Linked DNA regions of Homo sapiens: region 2 is linked to region 1. A link is an interaction called in ENCODE POLR2A ChIA-PET data of the cell type or tissue named here. Cell type or tissue: MCF 10A. All regions are shown on one strand. Links, peaks and the distances in the headings refer to the core of each region. The heading gives the core; the rest is flanking DNA. Region 1 overlaps LINC01579 (long intergenic non-protein coding RNA 1579). Region 2 has its middle 47 kb from the start of LINC01581.

Region 1 (5,390 bases), core at 271-5,270:
CAAACAAACAAACAAAAAGGAGTAGAGATGGCTGTGCTGGCCACACTCTGCCTCCATCCACCTTTCCTGACACTCTACTCCATGCTGGCCACTTGGCATGTTTGACTTTCCATCACTGACTGCCCTGAGCTAACCTACTTTTTTTGTCTGTTATTTTCCATATGAGCAAATCCCTAACAAAATCTTAAATTTTTATGAGGGGATGTAGGAGGGGTATTATCTATGGATGTTAATGGTATTTTTCATAGATGCCATCTTTTCTAATTTAAAAATTAAGGCATAATATTCAGAGTAGGAAATCTGTAATACATGAAGTTATAAAAAGTGATCCTTTATGTAATCACACATAATCCTTCTACCTCTAGGACATCATGGTACATACATGTTGATGTCTATCCTTTTAGTTTTATACACACAATTTTTTGTCAATTGTTTATTTTTATTTAGCAAAATAGTGTGACCATCTCAAAAAATACTCATTCTTCAAAAGTGTACCTTTTCCAATAGTGCCCAGTGAAACCTTTTATATATATATTTACAAAATTCATACTGAATACTGTAATTATTTCCTTGTTTTCAGGCAAAACCCTTTTTACTATTTTTATTACTTATTGATACATAATATTTGCACATATTTATGGGGGACATGAGAAATTTTGGTACACATATAGAATGTGTAATGACCAAGTCAGGGTATTTAAGATATCCATCACCTGGAATATTTACCATTTCTTTGTGTTGAGAACATTTCATATCTTTTCTTCTAGCTATTTTGAAATATACAACATATTGTTAACTACAGTTAACCTTCTGCGCCGTCAAGCACTAGAATTTATTCCTTCTGCCTAACAGTGTACTTTTAAATGGATGCATAGATCATAATTTACCCTCATTTTTGGTCACTGAGAGTATATGTAGAGTGTATACTTATTTAGGACAGAGTGAGGATTAGGGTTAGTAAAGCCCTCTGCCTTCCCTAGTTCTTCATTATCCCGTTTGTACACAAGCATTAGTACATAATGCTTTTCTGTGTCTCACCTCTAGCTTTCAAAACTTTGTATGGCAAAGCAAAACCCATCCTTGTGTTTATTCCCAGAACTTGCTTCCTAACAGGTATCTGGGGATGTTCCAATGTCCCCTTACCCCGTCTCCAGGACCTTCCTATTCCCAACTGCCTTTCTCTGATCTTCTCTAGTAGTGATATTTGTATGCTGGGAACTGTACTAAAGGTTTTCTGTAAGATATATTATCTTTTTTTGTTTTTAATTCTCACAGCTCTGAGAGACAATTATTATGCTTACATTCTCCCATGCCTTCCCCTCTCACCCCTAACCTTAGAGGATATACTAATTTGCATACTGGTTTAGAGAGAAGCAGAGGGCCATCTGTTTGAGTCTAAGCTAGGAAACTTTTTGCCTTTGAAGACTTTCACTGAATGTGCTAAGAAGAGAAACCCCTCTGCAGACACACACAGACGTTCTGCAGTTTCCCAATCTCTGGTGCAGTTCTGGCCTTTTGGGGCTTTAAGGGCTTTGGCTAAGGTAAGAAGAATCTGTCATTTCTTCCCAAGGCTCAGAATGGGCAATTATAATTGTTCTTGACAAGTTTAAACAGGCCAAAGGAGCTTTTCTCAGATTTGGGGAATTCCTAAATGATTTTTTAATACAAATCTTTTTTTTTTAATGATAGAACATTATACTCACAGTTCTTGTTTTTTAGGGCTCTGTTTGCATTGGGTATTTTTCCTATTTTGAATATCCAAAGCTGGAAAGTTTGAGGTTTGTTTTCTGCCAGGGCACTCTGAGTAGAACTTGAAAGTTTGGCTTGAGAGACCTAACATAGCTTTGATAGTGTTCACCCAGTTATTCTATAAACGAATATTTCAAAAAGAGGATTTCGAGATCCCTCAAATGTCGAGTCACCAGATAAAATACATGATGCCCAGTACGATTTGAATTACAGATAAACAACAAATAATTTTTAGTATTAATGTAAGTATGACTCATGTCAATTGGGATATACTTATGCTAGAAAATTGTTGTTTATCTATATTTTTTATTTGCTAAATTCTGCAAACTTATCCAAGTGTTTATAATTAACTACGCTGGTGAAAACACCAAATAATGAATGTGTCCTAATATTTCCTGAGGACTATATTAATATAATTTCATGTAATCTTTCTAACAATACTATGATACACACATAATCAATTCTATGTAACAGAAAAGAGAATTGAGCTTCAGGGAGTTTTAAAATTTGGCCCAAATCACACTATTGGTGAGTGGCAGATCTGTGAGTTAAAGACAGGTCATCTGATTGCAAAACCCACCTTCATTCCAACTCGCCTAAGGTGTTTAAAATGTGTTAGGAACACTGAGCAGCCCTTGCTTCCCCATGAAGCAAGCAAATACCTAGAAAGCTGACCTGAAGTGCCTGGGGCCCACATTTCAGGTTCACAGTGTAATTATAGTGCTTGGCATTCAGTGCAGACACACACATCATCATTCTAATTAAGCAACTGTCTTAATTATCAGGTTCTCCAGGGAGGCTGCTCTGCCAAGTCTGGTATTTCATGAATAGATCTGAAAACAGACATTATCTCTTCTCCCAGTGAAGAGAGAGCGATGAAGCCTCAGGACAAAAGGAGGCAGTGGGATGATGCCACCAAGGGACCATTCTGAAGAGCCATCAGCAAAAAGCAGCCACACCTGCTTATGTGGCTCTGGGACAAATGATCTGAGCCGTGACGTGGAACTTAGATGCAGTAAAGTCCATTGTATTGAGCCTTCTCTGGCACTCCTCCCAAAACAGAGAGACAACAGTTCTGTTATGTTTTGTTTGGTTTGGTCTCCCTCAACTCATCAATGAGCCTTTTTAAAAAGAATAATTCGGTACTTTCTTTAAAGGTGGTAGAATTGGCTCTTACTCTAGTCTGTTTTCTCCTTCCTAAGGGAGGAGCATCCTTCTTGTTAACACAGAACCCCAAACTATCTGATCAGAAAGAAAATAATTCAATCTGCTGTTTGAATTGACTTCCAGCAGCGTCTTAAATTTTAATTGGCCCCCGGCCTAAAACAACCTCAAACTGTATGTCTTCCATACTCCTCTCACCACCACCATCACCACTGCCCCTACAACCACTCTAAGCATAGTACATATGGTGAACATACCATGATATTGAATGCTATTCTCACTCTGCCTTCTCTTAATCTGATCTTACTCAGGTTCTGACAGTTGACGCTGAAAACATTTTTTGTTGTTGTTGTGGTTGAGACAGAGTTTCGCACTTGTTGCCCAGGCTGGAGTACAGTGGTGCGATCTCGGCTCACTGCAACCTCCGCCTCCCGGGTTCAAGTGATTCTCCTGCCTCAGCTCCCCAAGTAGCTGGGATTACAGGCATGTGCCACCATGCCTGACTAAGTTTGTATTTTTAGTAGAGACGGGGTTTCTCCATGTTGGTCAGGCTGATCTCGAACTCCCGACCTCAGGTGATCCGCCTGCCTCGGCCTCCCAAAGTGCTGGGATTACTGGTGTGAGCCACCATGCCCGGCCATGACACTGAAAACATTTTAAAGGAGAAACAGATTACCAATTATCCATAAAGATGAGAATTATCTGGCAACATTTTGGTTAGATGAAAACTGTGACTAGAGAGCTAACAAAAACAAACACAATGAGCACTAGATATCTGCCAGGCATTGTTCACAGCCCCTTTTTTGGTCTCATCTGATCCTTGCTGTAGATCAGGAATCAACAAACTAAGCTTTCACCACTTGTCAGGGGTAAAGCCATGTCAGTCTGAGTCCCAATGCCACACTGTTAGCCACTCTCCCACACCACCTGCTCCAACTATTTGAAGAAGGAGAATGTTTTTCCAGTTAATAAAGTTAATAGTTAAAAACTGAAGGATGCTCTTTGTTTTTTAACTTTTATTATTAACCAAAACTTGAAAATATATATCCTCCCCCAGTGATACCTCTATTTAGAATATTAGAATGGATATTTGGTACTTAGCCTTCTATTTTCCTGGATGAGTAATATTTTGAGGCCTGTGCAGTTGTTTAAGATACAGATCATTCTGTCTCATACCAAGAGGGAGTTTCCATGCTCTTCTGTGTTGGGCTGGCCTTGTAAGTTTATTTTAATATGGTATTAGCATCCATCGTCACCACTAATTGCTGTTTACTAAGGAATCACACAGTGCCTGCCGTGTACATCAGAAACACACTTGACTGAGCTTACTCTTCACTAGGAAGCAGGAGGCAAAAATATGAATTAGCTTCTTTTTATGCATGTGAAGATGCTTGTCTGTCTTTACTACTTCCCAGGAATACTGCCAGTGAGGAATGCTCTGGAATTCTAATCTATTAGTACTGAATAACATAATAAAACTGACATGAATACAAATGACAAGGTGTAGTTTACACATCCTGGTATTAATCTCAAGAGCCTGAGCACTCACATGAAAGCAAAGGATTAACCACTTCTCCTTTGGGGATCTTGTTCCGTCACTCTCTGTGCAAACATTCACCTGTAGAAAAATGAGATTTGGAATTAGGCTTTAGGAGTCACTGGAGGGTGATCAGTAGAGAACAAAATGCCTTCCCTTGAGAAAGTCCTGGAAGCTCCTAGCTCAATCTCTGCTCTTGATCACCTTGCTCTCTTGGTTGGTTGGTTGCTCGCTTTCCCCCTTAATAATTCTGAGGCTCTGACTTTTTCACATTGCACATGTTTATCTTGCAAAAAAATGCATGCATATCTGTACTTATAAAACACATTTATTGGGGAGTTGTCATCTATTTAGTAGAATAATTAATTTTTCTAAACACCCTGACTGAATTCTTTTGAGGCATGAAAAAGAGTATCAGACTCAATATGGGGAAATAAAGATCTTTGGCTCAAAGATCTTTGGCTACTTCTCAGGGATTCTGAGGCTTCTTTTCATGAACTTGTGATACCATGCATGACGCATAGAAGTTTACACATCCACAGCAGGCAGACACCATCCTGCTCCATCCTTCCATGACAATCGTGATGTAGTCGAAACTTACAGAGGACTTACTGTGGCTAGGCATTTGTTAAGGAATTTGCTCAGATCATCGCCAGTGGGACCACAGATGGCCTCTGAGGTGCCTCAGAAACATAACCAGCCTCTCTTAGGCACTGGCATGATAACTCATTTCTGTTTGATTGTGCTGTATGTAACATAAGCATTAGGAAGTTGGGAAAAATATACTTAATTTATTTGTCCCAGAGAAGTGAAGAAATTCATAAGATTATGGTCTCCAGAGCCAGAAGACTTGGGTTCAAATTTCAATGTGAGCAATTACTAGCTGGGTGACTTTGGGCAAGTAATTTAACCTCTTCGTGCCTTCCATTCTACATGAATA
Region 2 (5,390 bases), core at 290-5,289, 260 kb before region 1:
TGTAGCTGCAAGATTAGAGTGAAAACAGAGCTCCCAAGGTTTAATAGAGTGAAAACAGAGCTCCCATACAACAGGAGGGGACCCAAAGGGGGTTGCCCACTCCCAGCTCGAATGCCTGGGGTTTATATCTCAATCATTGTCCCTCCCCTGTGCTCTCAGATGATAGATGATTTGACTATTTCTTTGCCTCCTGCTTTTAGCCTAATTGGTATTTTAGTGAGCCCTCTTTACTACCTGATTGGTCAGATGTGAGCTGAGTTACAAGCCCCGTGTTTAAAAGTGGGTGCAGTCACCTTCCGCAGCTAGGCTTAGGAAATCTTAGTCGGCCTAGGAAATCCAGCTAGTCCTGTCTCTCAGCACTATAGTTAGACTTTCAACAAAAATAAATATATAGTGTGTATGAAGATGTTAAGTACAATGGAAAAAAATTAAAGAGGGAGTATGTGTATGTTGGGACAATTGCAATTAACTAGGGTTGAAAACTACGGTGTGAATATCACAGTAATCAAATGGACTTTGGTTAGGCAATGCATTCAGAAATGGAATGGGCATACATTTGCACCCCTCGTCCTTTTCTGTCTTACATGATCTCTCTACTACTTAGTAAATTTTCATTGCCTCTCAGGTGTCTGGAGTTAGGGGAGGCACCTCTCCATCACTATATAAACTGGCACGTACAATGTCTGGTCATTGTTTAGAAGGTCCACAATTCTAATCGATTAAAGAATACATGAACAAAAACTCAGCAATCAAATATTAATACCTATTTCCTAGATGCCCAGATATGCACTTGCAGGGTTGTAATCTCAATAGACTAACACAATTAGGGAAAGTCTCCCATGGCAATAACCTGATTGCATAGGAGACCGCACATGGCTTCATGCCATACCCAAAGAACCCCAGAGAAATCCAGGGAAGGGCTGAAATGCAAGGTAGTGCAAGCCAAATTCAAACTTCAGAGTTCTTGAGTGGGAGAGAAGTTGAGACACGTTCTCAAATAAAACGAAATAGAACAAGAGGAACTGTTCTCCCCAAACAGAATAGACAATATGACAAATGAGGCCCTCACATTCAGCAGTTGCTCTTGGAATTTATTTAATTTGAGTAAAATGTCATTAACTTTTACTGTTGCTTTCTTGAGCGAACATTTTGCCTAGCTCAAACAATACATGTACACAAAGCCTCAAAGAAATTTTTGTCAATGAAAAATTGTCTTGCATATCAAGGTCATGTTGAGAATTCCAGGAATAAATGTTTAAATGAGGTAAAATAGTCTTTTCAAAAGCAAAGGGTGAATACAAATAGATCATGCAATGTAAACAAAATGGTGAAATTCTGAAGGGAAAGAAGACAAAAAAAATTGTCTTCTCTATCAAGGTCATGTTGAGAATTCCAGGAGTAAATGTTTAAATGAGGTAAAATAATCTTTTCAAAAGCAAAGGGTGAATACAAATAGAGAGTTTTGTAGTTGGAATTTAACAGATTGCTTTTTGTAATGGGCTTCTTTGTGATTTAGTATTTTGAGTTCACGGCTAACTTATTAAAACTTATAAGTGAAAATGTCCACAATAATTCTATGCTGTTTAGATAGCAATGATAAGAGTTTAAATGGGGACTGTTTTCATTTCCAGTTTTTTGACTACCAGTCAAGTGGACACTTCATCAAAGTCGACCTGAACAACTAAAAATAACTTAAGATAGTTGTCCCATCAAATATACCTATTGGTAGGTATGTTCTTTTACCCAATTAGGATGTCACAATCTTCTTTGATCTCTACAATGATCACGCAATATAAACAAAATGGTGAGCTTCGGAAGGGAAAGTGATTTGTCTTGCCTAAAAGGCAAGTTCATGGAATTGTCATCTATTTAACAAAGAAAATGCTGGGATCAGGGCCGAGGTCTGCTGGTTGCTTGCTTTTTATCTGTATGGGCAGAAGGCTCTATTCTATCAACTGATGCCACTGCTCCCAAGAACAGAGATGCAAAATGTTATATGTCCACGTTGAATCTGTACTAAAATAAGAGGAAAAGGGGTAATGTCATGAGTTGTACTTAAAGCTAACATTCACTTTTTAAAAAAACGGTCCCTTATTCTGAGATTTGTATCATGTAATTAATAGTCAATGGTGGATTTTACATGAGTGTACTTGACACAGTTTGAATCTGCAGTTTATTTTATTTTTTAAATTATCTAAAAAATGTATTTTACTGATTGAAATGCAAAATTTTGGTACAACTGACCTAAAAATGTTTATATGATTATTTGTTCTCTTCTCAAGACACTACACTGGACTTTCACTATGAATTATCTAAATTTTGCAGAATGCACAAAAATTTTTTTTCACAGAATGAAAAAATCAAGTAACACATCAAGAACTCCAGTTGTATCCCTGTGTCAATCAGAGGTCAAAAGAGTTTGGTTTACTGTCATTGATAGGAGCGTTTTTCCTCTGTGTGTGGTTATAGGGCAAGCTTGAAATTCGCAACTTGGCAGACAAAGTAAAAGATCTGTGGGGAAATGGTGAGAAATTTGTCATTGCTCAAATCTGGTGCTCAGCCTTGAGCTGAGTTTAATATTAATCTTGATAGAGGAATTTTGTACTGGGACAGAGAATCAGAGAAATGCACCTAGAATTTATTGAGCATGTGGTAAAAATCCATTTTTGTAGGGCTATTTTTCTTCTGCAATAAATGATTAGGAGAGGAAAAGAGGAAAAGCTTAAAATTGGTGTCAAGCTCTTTATTTCATCCATTTGGGATTAGCTGGAAGATAAATATGTTTGTTTATAATGTATCACTTCCGATGAAGTTGAAAAGATGGAGGGGAGAAAAATATCAACCAGGCAGGGGCTTGGGACGATCTAGCTAAAGTCCTTACAGTAGAATTTGTCAAGTAGTAATGGACTATCAATGAGTTTTTATTGACTGAATCTGATACAAAAACTGAGTACAGTACTTAACCAATTCTATGAGGAAATAAATGTTACAAAATGAGAATGTATTACTCTTCCCTGCCTAAGATTTACAGATAAACACATTTTTCTTTTCTGTTAACAAAGCATATAATAACCTAACACATTGATCATTGTCAAATTTGGGAGCCTGTATTAAATTGCAATTGCACAATTAGGCCAGTAGAGCTACGTATCCCTGTTTCCACATTAAAGTGAGGCAACTTGTGTTCATGCCATCCTCAGTTTTTAAAGACAGAGGTGTCAATATAGTTTCTCAAAAATTGTCCATTATTCAACCAAGCACGGGGTTGAATCAAGAGTTGTAATTTGACACAAGATGGCGGCCTTAATGATATTCCTTTTTCAACCTCATTTCTAATTCTCCTCAGGATGCTCCCCTTCATGTTGTTAGTTGGGGTGTCTAGTGCTTATCTCTTTACTTTGCACATGTTAAATGGCTGCTTGTCTCAGATAAAACTATGCATTCCATCTTGGTAAACTTCTAACAAAGAATTTATAAGAGAAAAGGAAAGTACTACACTGTAAAATATGTGTGTGTGTGGTTTTGTGCAGTTGTAGGTGTTATGGATGTATTTCTGGTAATATTTCTCACCCACCTAAAAATTTCAGTTTATGATTGATATGGTTTGGCTATGTCCCCACCCAAATCTCATCTTGAATTGTAACTCCCATAATTCCCACGTGTCGTGGGAGGGACCTGGTGGGAGGTAATTGAATCATGGGGGCAGGTCTTTCCCATGCTGTTCTCGTGATAGTAAGTCTCAGGAGACCTGATGGTTTTCTAGAGGGGAACTCTCATTTATAAAGGGGAGTTGATAGTTCCCCTAAACAAATTGTTTCCCTCTGCCATGTAAGACATCTCTTTGCTCTTCCTTCATCTTCTGTCATGATCGTGAGGCCTCCCCAGGCATGTGGAGCTGTGAGTTCATTAAACTTCTTTCCTTTGTAAATTACCCAGTCTCAGGTATGTCTTTATTAGCAGCGTGAAAATGGACTAATACAATGATACACCAGTAGACCAGATATATGACATTATAAATGATGTCAGCTAATTTTACCTTCTGGTAGTACTCATAGTAGTAATTTTTTTTACCACTACTAGTAGAAATTTTTTACTACTATTTTTTGCTATCTCCATGGGGACTTTTTTTTATAACCATGGTTACCTTCTTGCAGTATTCATAGTGGGAAAGACTTGAAATTTGCTATCTCCATGAGGTCATTTATTATAACCATGGTTTTCTTCATATGACTGCTTTTTGTTTGCATAAATGTTATTATCAACTCTTTATTTTGATAATCTGTCCTGTATAGTATCTATAACAGAGTGTTTTGCATCATTTAAGCATCCGGACTTTGAACTGATCGTGGCTAGATGGTTTTCCACCACCTCCCAATGGTTTAATTTTCCATTTGGTTCTAAGTATTGTTTCCAGATTGACCAGAGGATTGTCTTAAAGGGGAAGATGTTATATGTTTCACCATCATGCTTCAAACCAAAGTCTTTGGAAGTTTGAAGAACCATTTAGAAAACTGTTGTCAGCTGAGGTTTACATTAAGTAAGTCTATAACTTTAAGGACTCAGACTGTTAACACATTTATTTACTTCTACTCTTCCAGGCTAAGTCAGAGTAGCCTGAATGGTACCTAATTACAAGATCGCTGAGTTGGCATGCAATAGGCTGGGTAACTGAACAAAGCAGTTCGTTGTTAGTACACTGACATCCTTGGGAGCTATGGTTAAAGTCCATGGAATTGGTGGACTCCTTCCTAAGCATCCAACTAGTCAAATCAAAACACGATCAATATCCTGTAGAGAGTAATATACGCTACAGACATTCCCAGGAGTGTTAGTGTCCAGCGGAGTCTAGACTATAGGGGCCCCTATTTTTTAAAACCAAGAGTTCCTTTTTAATGTAAAATGTTTCAAATGATTGAAGCTATTGTTTGTTAAGAAGTTTATCAGTTTCTAAGATAATATGTTTTTCTAGTTCTAAAATTAAAAAAATTTCATTCAGTGGAAACAAGTTGGAAAACACGCTGCAGGATATTGTCCAGGAGAACTTCCCCAATCTAGCAAGGCAGGCCAACATTCAAATTCAGGAAATACAGAGAATGCCACAAAGATACTCCTCAAGAAGAGCAACTCCAAGACACATAATTGTCAGATTCACCAAAGTTGAAATGAAGGAAAAAATGTTAAGGGCAGCCAGAGAGAAAGGTCGGGTTACCCACAAAGGGAAGCCCATCAGACTAACAGCTGATATCTCAGAAGAAACTCTACAAGCCAGAAGAGAGTGGGGGCCAATATTCAACTTTCTTAAAGAAAAGAATTTTCAACCCAGAATTTCATATCCAGCCAAACTAAGCTTCAGAAGTGGAAAAATAAAATCCTTTACAGACAAGCAAATG

What was found. ChIA-PET counts read pairs that join two places held together with the same protein. Peaks named below come from ENCODE experiments on the same cell type or tissue, not always from the same donor. Only the 100,000 strongest peaks of a DNase experiment are listed, where the experiment ranks them.
Region 2: POLR2A ChIA-PET joins it to region 1 with 5 read pairs; 2 of 35 experiments call an interaction of 5 or more read pairs at or near these places.

Annotation. Positions count from the first base shown.
Region 1 is chr15:93,893,574-93,898,963 of GRCh38, reverse strand. LINC01579 (long intergenic non-protein coding RNA 1579) reads left to right here. Exons shown (of 4, transcript NR_138083.1): 4 at 2,535-2,905. Among named protein-coding and RNA genes, the nearest start is that of LINC01579, 4.3 kb to the left of the region's middle. In MCF 10A, for the core only: no CTCF peak of the experiment used is centred there; a DNase peak (open chromatin) is centred at 2,363.
Region 2 is chr15:94,152,206-94,157,595 of GRCh38, reverse strand. No RefSeq gene overlaps it. Among named protein-coding and RNA genes, the nearest start is that of LINC01581, 47 kb to the right of the region's middle. In MCF 10A, for the core only: a CTCF peak has its summit at 3,107; no DNase peak of the experiment used is centred there.